Linked DNA regions of Mus musculus: region 2 is linked to region 1. Evidence: chromatin contacts called from ENCODE POLR2A ChIA-PET data. All regions are on one chromosome and are shown on one strand. The core of a region is the stretch at or near the end of the contact, and the rest is flanking DNA. Distances in the headings are between cores, read along the strand shown.

What was found. ChIA-PET counts read pairs that join two places held with the same protein, here RNA polymerase II (POLR2A).
Region 2: POLR2A ChIA-PET joins it to region 1 with 11 read pairs in embryonic stem cell. The contact joins two enhancer-like sites. POLR2A ChIA-PET finds 5 or more read pairs at or near these places in 4 of 5 experiments (Patski and embryonic stem cell).

The regions. Positions count from the first base shown.
Region 1 is chr15:80,102,815-80,110,052 of GRCm38, forward strand. All of the region lies in intron 1 of Syngr1 (synaptogyrin 1), which reads left to right. Among named protein-coding and RNA genes, the nearest start is that of Gm31134, 15 kb to the left of the region's middle. Within about 2 kb of position 3,041, at least 1 of the 3 ENCODE cell types and tissues checked has a DNase peak (open chromatin) inside an H3K27ac peak, as active enhancers do.
Region 2 is chr15:80,156,287-80,163,524 of GRCm38, forward strand. Tab1 (TGF-beta activated kinase 1/MAP3K7 binding protein 1) reads left to right here. Exons shown (of 11, transcript NM_025609.3): 9 at 1,318-1,540; 10 at 2,465-2,621; 11 at 3,788-5,421. The coding sequence ends at 3,995. Among named protein-coding and RNA genes, the nearest start is that of Gm31253, 12 kb to the left of the region's middle. Within about 2 kb of position 4,687, at least 3 of the 3 ENCODE cell types and tissues checked have a DNase peak (open chromatin) inside an H3K27ac peak, as active enhancers do.

The sequences.
Region 1 (7,238 bases), core at 1,791-4,290:
CCAGAGTGTGAATGGGGCGGCCTCTATACCTAGAAACTCAGGATGTATCCAGATTGTAGAGAGAGGAACCCCAAACGTGACCTTCCATCTGTAGGGTGGTGACACATTCGAGGTAACGGGACCAGTGAGAAGGGTTCCGTGACTCAGAGCCAGGTTTTGTCACCCAGCTTGTTCAGACTACTGTGCTTCCTGTGCCCGAAGACAATGGCCACCCTACAGTCCATCAGCCTGTGTTGACGGCTTCGGCTATCCCCACACCTCCGCTGCATCCTTGGTCCACAGCAGCCTCTCTGCTTCCATTCCTCTGCCTGGATTATGTGTGCCTCAGATCCCTGCGGGGCCGGCTTCTTATTAGCCCATCTCAAAGGGCCTGACTTCAGGATCCTCCCCTGATCATCTTGACCTTCCTGCTGTCGGCCTAAGCATCTATTCCCCTTATGCATCAATCCAACATCTCTCTGAGGCTCACTTGGGTCGTCCCCGCCTGGGCCTGGCAGGCACGCATTCATTCCTCAAAGTACATTGGAAGCCCTGGGCTGTTGTGTTCCCCCTGAGCGTGGGTTCAGACAAGTGAAATTGCATAGCTAAAGACCCAAGGCCCTGCAGGGGTTCTCAGACCAGACTTGTACCCCACAGGGTCACTCCCCACAGGAAGGTCTTACTGCACTCAATGCCCTGTTTCTACAAGGTTGCAGGCACCAAGAAGCCCACAGCCTGTGGTGAGTGCCTGACCAGAGCCGGAGCCTGCCACCGCCACTGTGGAGCCACAGGCTTCCCATTTCTGTCCTTCTGAGAGTGTTATGATCTTGTGCCTCACCCTCCTGGGGACGCATGTCTCCAGCACATTTTTCCTGGCCTCTCCAAGGACTCCCTGTTTGGCTTACCCTAGAGACCCAATCTTGATGGTTCCTCATCAGCTTTCCCCAAGGCCCAGGTTTCCGCCTGCCTGCTTCCCCTCTCGGCTCCTTCTCTCAGCCTTGGAGGCCATTTTCCTTGCTTTGAGAAGTGGGGCCCACTCTTGCGCTAGCACCTGCAGTGCTATTTCCTGGCCACAGGAAGCACCTCCTAGGCACCTCCTAGGCACCTCCTAGGCACCTCCTAGGCAGCGTTGCTCAAGAGTACTCTGGCTTGGCTCCTTCTTCCCTGTAGCCTCCAGGGAAGGGAAGCTATCTGAAAGGAACTTTCTCTTATTCCTGTGAGGCATGCCCTGCTCTGGGGCGCAAACCTCATGTGGAGAAGCTGGTATTGTTTTGTTTTGAGGTACCAGGATGGTTAGCACCTGACCTACCAATGAACTACATCCCCTGTGTGTGTGTGCGAGCATGCGCACGAGTGTGCCACCGTGCACAGGTGGAAGTCAAAGACAATTTTGCGGAGCTGTTTCTCTCCTTCGATGTTTATGTGGGTCCTGAGAGTCGAACTCAGGTCGCCAAGCTTGTGCTGCAAGCGCTTTTATCCCCCGAGCCATCTCACCAGAAGATACTTTTTCTAGAACGTTCATTGTCCAGTACACAACAAACCTCAGATTTGACTGTAGCAGGCTTTTCCTTTTTTTTTTTTTTAAGATTTATTTATTATTATATGTAAGTACACTGTAGCTGTCTTCAGACACCCCAGAAGAGGGCGTCAGATCTCATTAAGGATGGTTGTGAGCCACCATGTGGTTGCTGGGATTTGAACTCAGGACCTTTGGAAGAGCAGTCAGTGCTCTTAACCACTGAGCCATCTCTCCAGCCCATAGCAGGTTTTTCTGAAATCTATCTAGTCAAAAGGCTTCCATTCTGCTGATTTGGTGGCATCAGGTGACGTACAGGACCTGGCCATTTGCTGCTAGACGCCTTGGGTCTTTGTAGCTGCCAGACGCAGATGGCAGTGTGCAGAGACCAGGTAGCACTTGGTCTAGGCTGCTGCCCCTCAGCGCCTGCCCTGCCTGCCTGGGGTGTGGGTAGCCCTGGAGCCCCTGACATAGTCTTTGAAACCCTATCATAGGCCACTCCCCTCCTGTTCCCCTGAGCACCAGCCTGAACTCAGTGTTGCTTAGCCATCATATTGATGTTACAAGGTACAGCAAGGCTACCTGCTGGCCTCTCTCTCTCTCTCTCTCTCACCACCTGGTCCCCTGGTCCCTTACTTCAGGCCCTCCACTGGAGGCTGGTTACCTTGTGAGTCTCAGTTTGCCTTTTCTGTCAGTGAGCCATTCTAAATCACCTGCTGGGTTTCATGAGCCAGATGTAGAGCCAGTGAGCCCGAATATCCTGTATGGACAGGTCTGTGGTATCCTGTGGCTCACCAAAAACCTAGCCCCTTCCTTCCTTCCTCCCTCTCTCCCTCCCTCCCTCCCTCTCGCCCTTCCCTCCTTTCTTCCTAAATCAAGATAGGATCTCACTATGTAGGCCTAAGTATTTTGGAGCTTGCTGTCTAGACTGGGCTGGCCTCACATTTCCAAAGATCTCCTTCTCTGCCCATCAGGCGACCCCCCTCATCCCCTGCTTTCTGCTCTGCTCTGCCGCTGTTTTGCCTGTGGTAAAAGCAGCCGGTAGAAGAAATCACATCAAGTATGTGGCATGGTGGCACAAGCCTTTAATCGGCACTCGAGGCAGAGACAAGTGGGTCTCAAAGTTCAAGGCCAGTCTGCTTCTACATAGTGAGTGAGACCTGTCAGAAGGAAAGGAGGAAAGGAGAAAGAAAAACAAAACAAAACACAAAATATGTGACCTTGTGTCTAGGTTGGGCACCAGAGATAAGACTCAGGAACTCAGAATGTCTTGTGTGCTTAGCACATCTCTGCCTCTGCCCTCCCTTGCCCCTCCCCCGTTCCCACACCCCAGCCCTTGTGTCTAGTTTCATTGCATATTTCAGTTCTTCCCTTAATGGCTGGGTCAGGATCCACCTTGTAAAGGGCTGTGGGCTTTGCTTAATCTTCCTTCAGTGTCCGGAACCTGTGGCCTCAAGCTCGCTCTCATTTTTCCTCAGGAAAAGCTTGCATAATTCCCCCAAGTGCCTGTGCCTGTCTTCCTTCTGTTGCTTCGCTCTGCACCTTTCAGCATCGTGTAAAGTGCAGGCACTTAATAGAAATTCAAACATCACAGGCCCTGAGGCCTCGGGGATGTCACGAGGCAGTCATGAGGCCATAGCTAAATCGGACCACTGTCATGTGACACATAAGAAGACAAGAAAACAGTGTGAATGGTTCTTGGATTTCCCTCATTGTCTGTATCTCGGTTTCTTTAATCCTCTGGGTGTCAGCTGTGAGCATGCCAGGCTGATACTGAAGTGACAGTTCTTTATAGAAAGATACAAGGAGGGGGGGGGGCATCAGTTAAAAGCACTAAATGCTCTTTCAGAGGGCAAAGCTTCCACTCTCAGCACCCACATGGTGACTCACAGGGCGATCTGACGCCCTCTTCTGGCCTCTATGGGTTCTGCACACTGTGGTGCACAGACAGATTATCACTGCACATAAAATACAGTTATTGTTGGGTTTTTTTTGTGTGTGTGTGGTTTTTCGAGACAAGGTTTCTCTCCCTGGCTGTCCTGGAACTCACTTTGTAGACCAGTCTAGCCTAGAACTCAGAAATCCATCTGTCTCTGCCTCCCGAGTGCTGGGATTAAAGGCGTGCGCCACCACGCCCGGCTAAAATACAGTTTTAAATAAGTGGAAAGTTGTTGCTGAGGAGACGTCTCAGTTGGTAGGTTTTTGCTCTGCAGGCATGAGGACCTGAGTTCAGTCCCCACTATTCACCTGAGAGTTGGGCACGGTGGCTTGAGTTTGTAGCAATAGTGTGGAGGGAGGCAGGAGGATCTCTGGAGCTCACCAGCCAGACAGTCTAACTGAACCTCTGAGCTCCAAGTTTAGTGAGAGGTCCTCTCTCTAAGAGTAAGGCAGAGAGGACCAGAGGAAGACCTGACATTGATTTCTGGCCTATACATACATACATGTGTGCACACACACATACATGGGTACACATACATGTGTGCACACACACAGGTGCACATGCACACATTCGTACACACACAGATGCAAAGCAACAGCGAGTGGGAATGGGCAACAGCAATTGTCCCAGCTTCCGCTTCCAGCTCACCTCAGGCCACATAAGCCTTTTTCAGTCTCTCCGAGATCTGACCTTTCCCCATCCAGGAAGGAAGCATGACGGTGACAGGTAGGTGCCCTGGGTTTGGACCCCATTTCTGTCACTTACCAGTTGTGCAGCTTCAGGCACATTCATTAACACCGGCTATATATTAGTTACCTATCACGGCATAATAAATTGTCCCTAAATTATGGCCTTAAAACAGCTGTCACTTGTCATCTCAGTTGTTGTGGGTCAGGAATCTGCTTAGGTAGGCTCCATTGCCTCCAAGTCTCTCACAGGCTAAAGCCGCGGTATCAGCCAGCGCAGTGGTCTCATGTGATGACTCTACTCCGGATGCATCCATTTCAAGTTTACTAAAAACGGTGCTGGTTGAGTTCCAGTCCACCCCCATTCCATAGGCTGCTGATGGCAGTCTTCGGTTCCCTTCAGTCTACCAGCCAGAGACTTCTCTCTGCTTCTTGCTGTGTGGGTTTCTATGGTGCATCTTGAAACACAGCAGTTGGCTTCCAAGAGAGCAGGCAGGGACAGGAGACAAGAGAGTGAGTGAACTGGGAGCCAGAAGCAATCCCTCGCTGCTTACATAATGTCACGTTTATAGAGTGTACTTTGACCATATTTCTCCCAGTTATCCCTTCATCTTCCTTCTCCCGACGACCCCCAAGCCCCACCCCACCGTTCCCAACAAGCTCTTACCTTCATGTCTTTATGCTTTATTTATGTGTATGTATGTGTACATTGTGTCAGTACTGTGTGTGTGCAGTGCCCACAGAAGCCAAAAGAGGGCGTCAGATCCCCGGGAGCTGGAATTACAGGTGGAAACTGTACCCAGGTCCTCTGGAAGAGTAGCAAGACCTTAACCCCTGAGCTGTCTCTATAGCCCTGTGTCTTTGCATTTAAAGTTGCTTGTATGAGCACAGTAGGGGCAAGCACAGTTCACCAGCCCTGCACTATGAGGAAGATGGCTGCCCTAGCAGCTACTGGCCACCTGTAGCTCCTCAGGAAAAGGGTGGGGCTTCATGAGTCCAGACATTTTTTTTTTTTCTGAGACAGTGTTTCTCTGTGTAGCCCTGGCTGGCCTCTGTCTAAGAGCTCTGTCTGACTCTGCCCCCCACCCCCACCCCCCAGGTGCTCAGATTAAAGGTATGCACCACGACTGCCCAGACATGTTTTTTTAACCACATTGTCTTTTAGAAGCAGATCACTTGTTCCAGCCATTGTGGGGTGTGACCATCAGGAGGCAGGGTCACCACAGCCTGAGCCAGCTGCCCATCCAGCTGAAGTGAACAGGGTTAGCTTAGCTACAACTTACAGAATGGCCCATGGGACACACTTGGAGGGATTGTTACCCCTTCCAGTTTCTGATTTGTCATTTCGTTCCCTTGGGGTAGGACGGGGCTTGTGGGCTGAGACACCAGACAGAACAGCCTAGGCCATTCAGGAGGAACACAATATGGAGCTGGGCAGGTGTCAGGAACTGTTGATTTAGAGGATGGGATCGGACCTGAATTCCACACCAGCTTTGGGATCTGTCTTAGTCAAGGTTTCTATTCCTGCACAAACGTCATGACCAAGAAGCAAGTTGGGGAGGAAAGGGTTTATTCAGCTTACACTTCCTCATTGCTGTTCATTATTACCAAAGGAGGTCAGGACTGAAACTCAAGCAGGTCAGGAAATAGGAGCTGATGCAGAGGCCATGGAGGGATGTTACTTACTGGCTTGCTTCTCCTGGCTTGCTTTCTTATAGAACCCAAGACTGCCAGTCCAGGAATGGCACCACCCACAGTGGGCCCTCCCTGCTTGATCACCAACCGAGAAAATGCCCCACAGCTGGATCTCATGGAGGCACTTCCCCAACTAAAGCTCCTTTCTCTGTGATAACTCCAGCCTGTGTCAAGTTGACACACAAAACCAGCCAGTACAATTGACCCCTTGTCAACTTGACATACAAACACATCAGTATTAAGCTTCAACCCTTACTTTCTTATTCATCCTTGAAATCTAAAAATCTCACAGTCTTTACATATTAAAAGTCCAATCCCTTTAAAATATCCAATATCTTTTAAAATTCAAAGTGTCTTAACTGTGGCCTCCACTAAAATACCTTCTTACTTCAAGAGAGAAAAATATCAGGGCACAGTCACAATCAAAAGCAAAATCAAACTCTAACTGTTCAATGTCTGGGACCCACTCATGATCTTCTGGGTTCCTCCAAGAGCTTGGGTCACTTCTCTGACTCTGCTCTTTGTAGCACACACCTTTTCTTCTAGGCTCCAGCTGCCTGTACTCCACTGCTGCTGCTGTTCTTGGTGGTCATCTCATGGTACTGGCATCTCCAAAACACTGCTGTCTTCCACTGTAACTTGGCTTCACCAATAGCCTCTCATAGGTTCTCTTCATGGTGCCAAGCCTCAACTCCTTTGCATGATCCCTTCAGTCCTGCACCATCAATTGAAACTGAGGCTGCACCTTCACCAATGGCCTTCCATGGCCTCTCACAGTACCGAGCCTCAACTGTTCTTCATGACCCCTTCATTTCAAAACCAGAACCACCTGGTTGACTCTTACACAGTACCAACTCCAGCCACAGCACAAGATACGACTTTGGCTATCTCTGGAACACAGCCTCTGTGCTCTCAGAAAAAACTTCCCAGAAGATTTCACCTCAGTGATGCTGGTCTCTTCTTAATCACTGCTAATTTCTTAGCTCCAGCTAACCAGCATCAATAGTCCTAGTAACACAAAGGTTCGATTTAGTGGTTCTGGTATCTCGTTAATCACAGCTGGTTCTTTAGCCCCAGCTAACCAAAACCACAGAATCTTCTCAATCAAAACAACAATGGCCCTGATAAGTCTTTAATCTTCCCTCTGAAATTTCACAAGCCAGGCCTCCACCATCTGCACTGTTCTCAACATTATCTTCCAAGCTCCTATACAATATCCCACAGAGCTCTTACCACTGAATGGCTCTTTTAGCAAAAAGTTCCAAAGTCCTTCCACAGTCCTCCCCCAAACATGGTCAGGAATACCCCACTATGCTGGTACCAATTTGTCTTAGTCAGGGTTTCTATTCCTGCACAAAACACCATGACCAAGAAGCAAGTGGGAGAGGAAAGGGTTTGTTTATTCAGCTTACACTTCCACGTT
Region 2 (7,238 bases), core at 3,437-5,936, 55 kb after region 1:
CCAGTAGGTTATACCCACAGGCTCTGTTCTATCTTCGTGTTTTGAGAAAAGCAGTTGCCTGGGCTAGGCTTGAACTTGCTGTGTGACCCAGGCAGCATCCTCTCGCCCAGCTTCTCAGGTAGTACAGGATACAGGCCTGTGCCACAGTGCTTGGCTAGCATTTGAAGGGGAGCTGTGTACCTTGGGTTGCTGGGTGACCGAATTCAGGTATGTGTCTTTTTTGGATGTGGTTCTTGTACGTGGAAGAAGGCAATCTTTTTGTGGTTCGTTTTTCTTTTTGAGATGGGGTCTTGCTCTATAGCCTAGACTAGCTTGAACCTAGTGGTGGAGTCCAGGCTGGCCTTAAATGTGGAATTCATCTGCCTCTGCCTCATGAGTGCTGGCATTACAGGTGTGTGCCTAGCACCCAGTTCTGCCTCCTCCTCTAAGGCCTGGCTGTCACTTGACCCCTGTGTTCAAGGCTTCCCACCCATTTTTTTTTTTTTTTTTTTTTTTTTTATCCTTCATCGCAGCAGCCTGGAGCACAGAGGGCCCAGTGGTTACTTCCTCACACGGGCCTGGGGCCCTATCTCAGGCGGTGTGGCTGCCAGCACAGCAAGCTTCAGCCCTGGCCCCAGGCTCTCCCCTTCCCGTCCCCTGAGCTCCTGCTTCCAGGAGCTACAGCCAGTGCTCGGGTTGAGACTTTTGAGTTTGTACTTTTGATCTTTTTGTTTAGTCTGTTTTTTTTTTTTTCTTTTTTTCTTTCCCCTTTGAGACAGGTTCTTACTATAAATGGCCTGGCACTTGCAGTGATCCCCCTGCCTCTGCCTCTTGAGTGTTGGGGTACAAGTATGTACCACCACACTTGGCTGATCCTTCAGTATGGGTTTGTTTTTGTTTCTCTCCCTTTTGGTCTTCACAGTAGAAGCATCTACTAGGTTCTAGAATATACCAGACAGGGCAGGCAGTTCCTACAAAATGCCCTGCATGTGGCACGGGTGTTTTATCCAGGGAAAAAGGCATAGCCACAGCCTCTACCCTGCGTTTCTTAGCAGTCCTGAGTAACCTTGTACCCGTGAGTTATGTAATTCCGGCGACAACCCACTTAGAGGTGTGGAAGCCGGTAGGGAGAGCACAAGGTCCCACACCTTTTCTAATCAGTGCGTTCCAGAAGGATTGTCCTGAACAGCTTGGAAAGCTCAGGTTGCAATTGACTGGCAGAGACTCCCTTCTCTTGCTGGGCTAGTGATCTCTAAGTCTCCTACACAGCCCCCTCCCACCTCACCTCCCACCCCCGATCACCCTGATTCCTCATCACGTCCTCCCTCCACACCCCAGGAGATTGCCGCGATGATTGACACCGAGTTTGCCAAGCAGACCTCCCTGGATGCGGTTGCCCAGGCTGTGGTAGACCGTGTAAAGCGGATCCACAGTGACACCTTTGCCAGTGGTGGGGAGCGTGCCAAGTTCTGCCCACGGCATGAAGACATGACCCTGCTGGTGAGGAACTTTGGCTATCCATTGGGTGAAATGAGCCAGCCTACACCGACCCCTGCCCCAGGTATGTATGCCACGTAGGTACACCTGAGATGAGTCCTGGGCTGGAGGCAACACGGACGGGCTGATACCATGAAGTTGGCTGCTTGGAGTGCGTATGGAGCCAGGGGGCTGGCCTTGCTCAACTCCAGCTGTAGAGTTCTGGACTCTGAGCTGCAGGTCTTTACTCTGTCTGTAAAATAAGGAGCACTTGTCCTGACCATCCTGGAAGTCTTGCTGCATGAGCATATCATGTACAGTCACAAAGGCAGATGGCAGAGGTCCCTCCTAGCCTCCTTGTCACTTCTCACCCTTACCAGCAACCTTGACAGAAAGGAGAAAGGCTCTAGCCTGGAGAGACCTGGGTGAGGTCAGGTATGAGACAGATGGTCTGCCCCAGCCGGGCATTGTGTGGAGATACTTCACTCCATCCCTTTTTCCTTTTAAGTCCTTGAGTCAAGCTGCCTGGGCAGCAGTGAGACCTTCTGTACTGCTCCCAAGCGCTGCATTTCCTTTTCTGTTTTTAAACAAACAAACTGTGGAGCTCTCACCTCCCATTGCTCTCCATGGACACTGGGGAGCTGGAGTCCCTCTGGCCTGCACTTGTAACCGTATTTTCATTGGGCCTGCCTCAACAGGAAACAGTCTACCCTCTGTATTAAGGTTTAGTAGCCCTTTCTCAGAGCCCATCCAGCACTTTATTCCACTCCCACCTTGATCCCCAGTGGGTTTCTTTGCTGGATAGAGGTCCCACTGCTATTCTGGAAGATACTCGTACCAAGGGACATCTACCCTGGGCCACCCCAGGGGTGGAGGGCCACAGTGGGGCTTAGGGGCCTCTCAGCCCTCACATAGCCCTTGTCACTCAAGAGAAGCCTTGAGGCCACTACCTTGGTTTCCTCCGACTGATTCCCCTCCCCCCCTGCTCTCTCTCTCTCTCCTATTGCAGGGGGCCGTGTGTACCCTGTTTCTGTGCCCTACTCAAGTGCCCAGAGCACCAGCAAGACTAGTGTGACTCTGTCCCTCGTCATGCCTTCTCAGGGCCAGATGGTCAACGGCTCTCACAGTGCCTCCACTCTGGACGAAGCCACTCCCACACTCACTAAGTAAGCCATCCTACTCTAGAGACAGACATGGGAACCTGGAGAGAAACAGCTGGGCAACCAAATCCTAGGGCTCAGTGGGGCAGGATGAGAGAGGCTGGGGTCTGGGGACTCTGGATCTTTGGCCTCCAATTCTCCACCCTCACCTTTTGGGTAGGGAGTCTTATTAGACACAGGTTCTAGCAGGTATTGAACTGGACCTGGGACAAGTGGAGATTCAGGGCAAGGTGGACAGGGGACCCGAGAAAGAAGCAAGGCAGCTGACTGACGTCTCAGCTTTCATCCATGGGCAGCTTCTCTCGTGTTTTTCTTCTGTCTTGGAGTTTGTAACCCAGGGCCACTGGCTTCATGCATCTGTAGTTGGGGACATTGCCTGGCCTGTACTGGGTTGTCAGAGCTGCTGCTCTCTCACTGTGGCATGCCATGGCTGTCAGCTGTCTAGTGTAAGGGGCACTGGGGGTGGAGGTCATGGCCTGAGAGGAGGGGCATGGTGCAGACCTGCCTGACAGGTCTCTTGTCCAACCGCTCCCTGTACTTCTGTGACTTTGTACTTTGCTCCCACCCCACCTCTCCGGGGGAGGGGGGGATCTGGTTTCCACATTCCAGCCCTGCACCGATGGAATAATACAGCTGCCACACCCAGCCCCTCTCCACTTAGAGCTTAGCCGGATGTGGCCAATTAGAAGGGCTGGCAGGGAGGGAGTGCCCCTGTTTTCCTCTGCCTCTCCCTCTGCCTCTTTAGAGGGCCTCCATCTGTCCCCAAGTCTGTGCTGCTGCTGTTCCTGCCACCACCTCTGTGGATGGAAGGGCCTGGTAGACATCTGGGCATCCTGGGTAGCCGTGTGCTGTCCCCAGCACAATCAGCATAGCCCTCCCTCCCCACCAGGCTTCCCCAGGAAACCAGCAGCTGTGTCCACAAAGCCAAGCAGGCAAGCTTCACGCTTCTCAGCCTGACTGCCCGAGCCTCACAGATCTCCTCCCCTGGCGCTGAGTCTTATTCTGTCACCTAGGTCAGCCTGTCTTTAAAAACATCTCACCCAGCTGACTTCTGTAGGATACTGGGGAGAGAGAGAGAGGCCTGAGCCTAAAGGGCCGCTCTTTTCACCGGTGGGAAGTTGAGGGCCCCTGATGCAGCTCCCCCAGACTGACTGCTCTCTCTTCTTCTGTAGCCAGAGCCCCACTCTGACCCTGCAGTCCACCAACACGCACACCCAGAGCAGCAGCTCCAGCTCTGACGGGGGCCTCTTCCGCTCCAGACCGGCTCACTCACTTCCACCCGGAGAGGATGGCCGTGTGGAGCCCTATGTGGACTTTGCTGAGTTCTACCGACTCTGGAGCGTGGACCACGGCGAGCAGAGCGTGATGACGGCACCTTAGTCTAGCCTCAGAGTGCAGCCTGGGCACAACTTTGTGTAGACACAGAGGGCCAGTGCCAAAGCAAGACAAGCTTCCTGACCTTTGCGGGGGCCATGGAACCCTCGGGCAGTGAGTCATGACGTGCTGCAGGTTCAACCACAGCCCTGGGCTGTGGCCTGAGTACAGACTGCATTGCTGCTGGTCCACACAGGAGGCTGGAGTCCAGACCACAGGCATCCTAAGACAGGGCCAAGCGGGAAAGCTGCAGGTAGCTTACAAACCATCACGAGTGCCTCCTGACACGTTTAAAGACTAGCAAGATGCCGTCCTGTGGACCCCAGCTACCAAAGGCCAGACAGACACTGCTCCCTCAAGACTCCTCCACCTGCTTCAGCTTCCCCCGGAAGAGCTGTGGCCTCTGCGAGTGCCCGTTACCTCTGGGTGGCTATCCCCTTTCCACCTTTCAGCCCAAACTCCTAGATCCAGAGTAGCGAATAACAGGAGTGGGTGCCTGTCACTGGATGTCACTGGAAAAGTCCAGGGAAGCAGAGGGGTTATTAACAGCCACAGAGGAGCAAGACAAGGAAGTACCAGAGAGAGCTGGCCAAGGAATGCTAGTCCTGGGCTGCAGGTCAGCCAGCTGGCAGCTGAGCTAACTCAGAGAGCTGGCTTCCCAATGGGGTGCAGTTAGTAGGCCAGGCCCACCAGGCAGCTGCAGTTCTGCTTCTGCTAGATCCTGCCCTGGGGTGAGGCAGGCCAAGTCAGAAGCCAGTGCCTTCCTCCCAGCGGGTCCTGGGAAGCCAGTGATAGGGGGTGCTGAGGCAACAGACCTCACGCTGATGAGGAGGCTGCTTGGTTCCGGGCTCTGCCGAAAGAGGAGTGGGATACGGCTGTGAGAGGGCCGAGGTTGAGTCTTGCTCACCCAGAAGACCAAGGACATCAGGTGCAGTGATGCGGACGTGCAGGGAAAAGACTCTGCTGGTCAGGCCCTGACTGGGACCTGTTCACACAGAATCTCTCCCTTCAGACAGGAGGGTTACCACAGCTGCCTGCAGTGTGGCCACCCCTGTGCTCAGAGGAGAAAGGCTGGGTGCTCCTCTTACCTGAGCCCTTCCATCAGGATTAAATCTGCAGCCCTTTCCCCACTGTGTGCAGCTACTGGGCAGGGTGCCCAGTGTGGCCTGGTGGCAAAGGCCAATTCAGAGCACTTCTCAGACTCCATTTCCCTAAAGCGAGGCTGCTGGCTCCATGCTGAGGAGAAGCCCTGGGGTGATGGGAAGAAGAAGCCTTCCTGCTCTCCACTAGGAAGTCACCTCTGCCCTGCAGGTGCCCTGCAGGTGAGCAGCTCTCAGCTGGTGCACAAGGACATGGGACAAAGGAGGTCCTCCCCAAGGAATGTGGTGCTGTTTGGTCTCTAGAAATAGAACCATGTTCTTCATGCAGTAAAGATGTCATCTTGTCTATCTGTAACTTAAGCACCCAAAAGGTGGCTGCCTCCTGTTCTGCTCAGGAGGTTTGGGAGCCAGGCTTTCCGGACTGGTAAGTGGCAGTGCTGGGATTTGAACTCAGACCTCCTAGCTGCACACATCACTGCCCTCACCCACTGAACATGTGTTTTGCCACAAGCCTGCTGTCTGAGCTAAAGAAGGCAGTGGTATTCTGTTCTCCAGAGAGTGAGTCCAGGGATGGGGTGGGGTGGTAACTTCATGAGGCTTAGGTCACAGGTCAGGGCCCTTGCCCCTCCCCTGCCTCGCCCCCCCCCCCCAAGCTGGTTGGTTTTATTTGGTTGAAAGATCTCTTTAACATACCTCCTCTTTCTCATCTAAGGCCTTTACTCATCCATCTCTGGATCGCCTGCCTACAGGCTGAAAAGCTGTCTGCTTAGGAACAAAGCTGGGCTCTGTCCTCTATGGTCACTGGGTCCCCCACATCCTCCCCTCTGCTGGGCAGAGGCTCTTAGCACAGGGCTCCACATGCAGAACTCCCTACTAGTTAGGGTCTGCTACCTCTCAGGTGTCCTGAGGACTGCTGTGGCCCTCAGCTCCCTCCACAGAGACAGTAGACCTGCCGTGCAGGGCCTGCTTTGTCCACAAGCTGAGCCACTACACTCTACGCCTTGTGCCCATCTGACCCTGACTTTGTCCCACTTATTCCATGTGAACCTGTCTCGTGGAGGTGGAGGTGGAATATATTCTTCAAGGCCCCAGCTCCCCTTGATGGGAGATGGCTTGGGACAGGCTGGAAGAGTTTGGGAGTCCTTAAACTTCAGGAGGGCTCAGTGTTAAGACCAGGGCAGAGCAGTGTTAGAGCCAGATAGGCAATTGGCCAGTGCTGGGCCAGGGTCCTTCTGTCTTACCTTTCCCAAGGCCAGAGCAGACGGAAGCTCACAGTCCTTTCTACCCTCCTGACTTACCTGAGGCACCTGCTTGACTCAGACCAGTTGGAGTCAGTGTGTCCCTGGGCCCAGTCAGATCCTTATGGTGCCCTTGGCTATCCCAAGGCTTCTTGTGGCCAGGCTGGCTTCCAGTTCTCTCATCAGCCTGCAGACTCCCTCGAAAGGCCTTGTTGACATGGGTGACATGGGTGGCAGGGGTCACAGACCTCCCTGGAGGAGCGACCCATCTGGAAGATTCCATCTACTGCCTCCAAAGCAAAACAGTTGTGTGCTTAGCACTCTGGGTGCCCTTGTCACATGGGGTTCAGCATAGCTGCCACCTCCTGGGGGAGGCCTGCCCTACCCTGCACTGCCCATCCACTCGGCTTTCTTGCCTAAATTCACTGATGTGCCTAGCTGCTCTAAGGTCAGTGCCTATCATACGGTGGTCCCTCACAAGGGTTAAGCAACTACAGCAAATGAAGGGACAGTTTTGTGACCTTGGCCAGGCACTGGAGATGAGTCTTGGGTTTTTGTTTAATCTTCCAAGTTAGGTAAGGATGGCTTCCTAATAAGATTGTCTAACCAACATGGGTGGTCTTACAGCGAGAGGTTAAGTCCATACAATGCCACATGGGCCAGGGACAGGTCACCAGAGTGTCAGACAAGATCTACCATGTGCCAAACCCAGACACCATGTCTAGTGGCAGCTCAGCCAGAACTGTCACCTGCACAGGTACTAGGCCAGCGCCACCTGCAGTTTCATCCTGGGGCCCAGACGAAGGGCAGCGGCTTCTAAGCTGAAGTCCAGATGGATGCCTTTGGCCAGGCTCCCAAATCTTTCCGGTGACACAGGAATCTCACGATTCTCCCTTCTGGGTCCCTATTTG